2 separate regions of the Homo sapiens genome follow, and region 2 is linked to region 1. The links are chromatin loops, found by intact Hi-C in ENCODE. Cell type or tissue: ovary. All regions are shown on one strand.

Region 1 (2,500 bases):
AGGCACCAGAGGATGGTAGCGCCCGGTTTTCTCTGGTTCAGAAACCACTTGGCTTCTCCCCTATTGAAGAAAGGTCCTCCCAGACCATTGGAGAGTGGAGGTGGGACTCTCCTGTGCAGTTAACATGGCTGTGAAGGGTAACAGTGAACCACACATTGAAGCCCGGCATGATGCCAATCAGCTTATGTGTGTGGTGGCACGAGATCCTCACAGGGGCCTCTGGACCACAGAGTCAAACAGTGGCGACTCGCCAAAGGTAACTGACACAGCTGGACTTAGGCGGGCACCTTTGTAAAGGCCAGCCTGTGCTCTTGGCAAATTTGCTATCTCCAGGCAGATGCAGATTTAGAAGTTATACAGTCCAACCCCCTCTAATAGCACACAATTGCTTTTTAAAATAGATGAATTCAGAAGTTAGGGAACTTGTTGAAGCCTCCATGGATGGCTTTTAAGAACCAAAAATACCCAGACCCCTCGTCAAGGTGAGGCCTGCCCTTTCCAACACCCCACCCTACCTGTCTTGAGCTATGCGGCTTCTGGCATAATTTTCTTCTGCAAGTGGGAGAAACCATGCAAGCCCAGGCTTAAAATGGAAGATAAAGACAGGAGCCAGCATGGGGCTTAAATACCAGGCCTCTCCCGAGCCTGGGTCTGGCCCAGGACCACCCACCTCCCACCACTCACTCTGTGATTTGCGACCTGAAAGCAAAAGGTTCAGGAACTTGACCCAATGGTTGATCCTCCCAGGAGAAGGAATTCTGAATGGGTAAAAGAAAGTGATGCCCTAGTATCTTGAATTTCGGGATATGAAGAACGTGTTCAGAGGGCATCTGTGATGGTTTGAACTGCCTCTTCAGTCAGGACCTGCCATTTGGCATCAGAATGACTCTAAACTTTAGGCCACCAGAGAGGGACCCTTTAGTGAGAAGTCACATGTCTCTTTAGGCAAACCTTATATATTGATATTTTCAGTTAGCAACTTGAGTAGAGACTGACTTTTTAAATGACAGGATTCACCTGAATTACTTTAAAGTCATTCATTCATTAAATTGGTAAATATTAAACATGAGCTATGTGCTAAACCAGGTGCTGTGATGCCAGGATGTATGGGCTGGGTGCCGCTATATCCCTCAAGGAGATGCACTTCAGCTGAGCACTTAAGTAAATGAAAGAAATTTCAGAAACAAATGCAATATATAAAATAGAGTACAGTACATAAATTAAACACTAGTCAGAAAAAAGAGACAAGGAGAGACAAGTGAATCCATGTGAGGCTGAAGCTGGCCTTTTGGGCTGAGTCTGGCTGGCAAGGTATTCCATTAGCCAGGGTTTCCCAGAAGAGCTTGTGCTGAAACTGTCATCTGTGGTCCTGTAGCTGGAAGATGTCCTGGTGTGGGGATCGTGCACCACCTAGCGTTGACATAAGCCACTGCACATACCACAAAAGTGGGAAGGAAGGTGCCCTCCCCACAAAGAAGTCTGTGGAGTTCACCGTTTTTAAGTGCACTGCCAAATGCCATAAATGCTCACATATGTTACTTCATCTAGCCTGCATTAGAGCCCTATGAGGTCGATATTGTCATCACCATGTGACTGATGAAGCTGTAGAGATTCAAAAAGGTTAAGCTATTTGATCAAGGTCCCCTGAACTAAGGGCCAATGTAGGGAATTGAACCTCCCTCCCCCTGTACTCTGTTAACTTCCTAGCCTTTCTGGTGTAGAGGAAAGGATTGGGCATCTCATGACCAGGCTTAGACTTCTTGGATGATGGCTCAGCCTCTCAAGAAAGGACCCAGACTCCATGGCAGATCCTGCAGGGATCAGCCCTTGCCTGCCCCAGCAGCCTTGGTTTTCTTGCAACAGAGATAAGTTCTGGCTTCTCTGAATCTCTTGCTGTGTTCCAAGCACTCCATTTCATCCCTTGCTTTAGTGTCTTCTTTTTTTTTTTTTTTTCCATGTAGAGTGCCCTCTGTCTGGGACACCACTGTCCCTTTATTTTCCTACCTAGTGCCTCTTTCCCTTAAGATGGTTAAAGGGAAACCTGCCAGGAAGCCTCCCCTGGCCCTCTCAGGTTGTGCTAGATGCCTCTCCCGTGTTTCCACAGTACTGTGTGCATTCCCAGGTCACACTGCACCACAGACCACCTGTCAGTCATCTCTCACCCCCTCCAGGAGACTGTGAGCTCTGTGTCCCCAGTGCCTAGCAGATGCCTGACCCATTGCAGGAGCTTGATAAATGTCTTCAGGCGAATGAATGTTTGAATGGCTGGATAGATGGGCAGAAGGATGAGGTGAAAGCTTGCTGCCCAACTGGCCTCAGCATTCCAGGGTCTCATCAAGTGCCCTATGCTGGCCAGTCAAGTTCACCAGCAGAGCCAGCCAGGATAGAACCCCAGGGGGACAGGATTCACTTAAATTACTTACAAGTCTAGTGGAGAAAGGTTGCGCTCTAGACTGCATTCTTACCCTGCCTTCTCACTGTTAGTGTCAGTTCACTTCTA
Region 2 (2,500 bases), 440 kb before region 1:
TGTGTGGGGGCCAAGGCTTGTACCTCAGGCTTCTCTTTTACCCTCCCAGAGCCTTAGTGTCTCAATCTTTTTGCCCAGCTCAGAGCTGCAGGCTTTGCAGCAGTGCCTCGTGGCATGGCGGTGAGAGGATTATGAGTGGGGAGGGGTCTGGCCTCTCTCCTGCAATCATGGTGGCCCCACTGTGGCCCGACTGTGGCTCGGGGTTTCACACTAGATTTCATTAAAAACAAAGGGTGATGCTGCTAAAAAGTGTGGAAACTTCGGCCCACACAGTTGGATTTCTGAAGCCTGGGGAGGGACCTCCTGCCCCTACTTATTCACTTGTGTGTGAAATTCCTGCAGCAAAGACCAAAATCCTTCATTACATAACTGAAGAGCAGGTTTCAATGATAAACACAACCTGGAGACGGGGACAGCGTTAACCTTGTTCCTGAGAGAGGGGCTGGTCAGGGTGATGAGGAAAAGAGACCTGCGATGGGGAACTACAGGGGAGAGGGGGGTGCGGAGGGAGCTGGTCACACCATCTACAGCCTCGGTTGGCACCTCACACAGGCTGCTGGCCCACCCTGCTGCTGAGGCCTCACGCAGACCTGGGGTGGGGTAGGGGGTGTCCGGTCCTCTCCTGTGTTCTTCGGTCACTGCCAAGGTCTCTGGGATGCCCCTTGGGGACACTTACTTGCCATGGCTTCAAGCCGCATCAGGAAGCAGACCAGGCTGGGGAAGCTGACCCTGCCGACGCTGTCGCTGTACCTGAGGGTCACCAGATGCAGCAGCTCACGGCTGATGAAGATCCCTCTGAGGAAGTCTGGGGCCACAGGTGAACGAGTGAGTGAGAGGAGGCTAGGGCTCGGGGGTTCCTCTGCCTCTCAGGGTCTGAGACACCTGTTCAGAGGGCCCGGCCACCTCCCACCAACTCCTCCCACTCAGCCCCCTCCCTTCAGTGTCTTCTCTTTCCTGTTGGTTGTTAGGCCCCAGGAACCTAGTTCTGGAGTCTGGCCAGAGACCACGTGAAGATGCTGAAGACCCTGCTCTGGAGATACATTGGCCTTCACAATCATCTGATCATTCCCACGTAATGGGAGAGCTGCTGGGACACCTGGGGGTTGCTTCTAGCTCTGCCTCTGTCAAACTTCTCCTTGCTGATGACCTTCACAACCTTCCTCCCCACCCATGACTGTAGGTGGATTGTTTATGGATGCTGCTAGTGTAGGTGGGAGTGGCCCCTGGCAGAAGGAGATGCAGTCCTAAGTCCATCCAGGGAAAAGACTGACCCTTGGCGGGAGAGCAGAATGCAGAAGGTGGCCTCAGGCAGGCAGGAGCTCAGCGCCTTGTCATCCTGTGCTTCTAGTTATAAGCTCCAGGGAGGCACCGACCTCACAGGGGCCAAGTGCACACTGGCACATAGTCAGGCTTTGCAAGACTTAAGAGAGCAAGCAGAACCCTGCAAGCCAAACCATCCATCATGGGGACAAGCCTGGTGGCCCATGAGCCTCCGGCAGCCAGAGACACAGGAGGTTTCTCTAGCGGAGTTAATAAAACATGAACTCGAATGCCTTTAGATAAGCCAGGTCCTGTTCTCAGTCACCTGTTTTCTGACTGTGAGCTCCATCACCCCTTTCACTTACTTGCCTGGCTGCTGAAGGCTTACTGAATTGAATTTGAACAATTTTCTACTTTTTTCTCTTTTATTATTCTGGAGTCATGTGTGAGGTCTTTCTAAAAGATTTCATCTTTAATGGATTCTTAAAGTGTGGTCCCCAGACCAGGGGCATGAGCATCCCCTGGGAGCTTGTTAGAAATGCAAATTCCTGAGCCCCACCCACACCCCCTGATCAGAGGTGCAGCAATCTGTGCTTTAACGAGCCCTGAAGAGTCCCAGTTCCACATTATGAAGCATTAAGGGGAGGATCCAGGCTACAGGTGGGGGCAACGGTCTGATCTTTCTGCCCTGTCTCCAGGCCAGGATCCACAGAAGGGAGGATGATGGAGACTATCCTTCCAGTGTTAACCCGGGGAAATGTGATTTTACATTTTATTAAAGGAAGGTAGCCATTTCCTTGTGCAACTTTTTTTGTCACCCATTTTCCCCATTGGGACAGTAGAGGTAATGATTCCTGCCCTTCCCAGTTTGCAGGGTAGTTGAGACAGTCAAAGGAGATGACGCGAACAGAAGTGCTTGGTGAACCATGGAGAACTTATGCACCCTAAGGAATTATTCTCATTATCCCAGGGCTGAAAGCCTTTGCCTACTTGAAGCAGACAGATGCCATTTGATTTAATTTAGCCCCAAACTCTCTGTGAAGAGAGAGAGCGATCATCAGCTAGCCTGTGGGTATTTAACCCTGATGGCCCAGATACTGAGCTGGAAGCGCGTCTCCAAGGCGAGCTCGATTCCTGATAGGGTATCAATCACGCAACGGCTATTTTCTCACAATTAGAGCTGTGCTGGGGAGGAAAGACATCTGGGAAAATTGAATGGCACGTGAGAACTCAGACAGGG

Evidence for each region. Peaks named below come from ENCODE experiments on the same cell type or tissue, not always from the same donor. Only the 100,000 strongest peaks of a DNase experiment are listed, where the experiment ranks them.
Region 2: a loop joins it to region 1, with 2.5 times the contacts of the local background. A loop is called at or near these places in 6 of 110 quality-filtered maps.

What each region holds. Positions count from the first base shown.
Region 1 is chr2:31,168,871-31,171,370 of GRCh38, forward strand. No RefSeq gene overlaps it. Among named protein-coding and RNA genes, the nearest start is that of GALNT14, 32 kb to the left of the region's middle. In ovary, a CTCF peak has its summit at 1,464; a DNase peak (open chromatin) is centred at 1,411.
Region 2 is chr2:30,731,762-30,734,261 of GRCh38, forward strand. CAPN13 (calpain 13) reads right to left here. Exons shown (of 23, transcript NM_144575.3): 20 at 677-805. Among named protein-coding and RNA genes, the nearest start is that of CAPN13, 74 kb to the right of the region's middle. In ovary, no CTCF peak of the experiment used is centred here; a DNase peak (open chromatin) is centred at 1,365.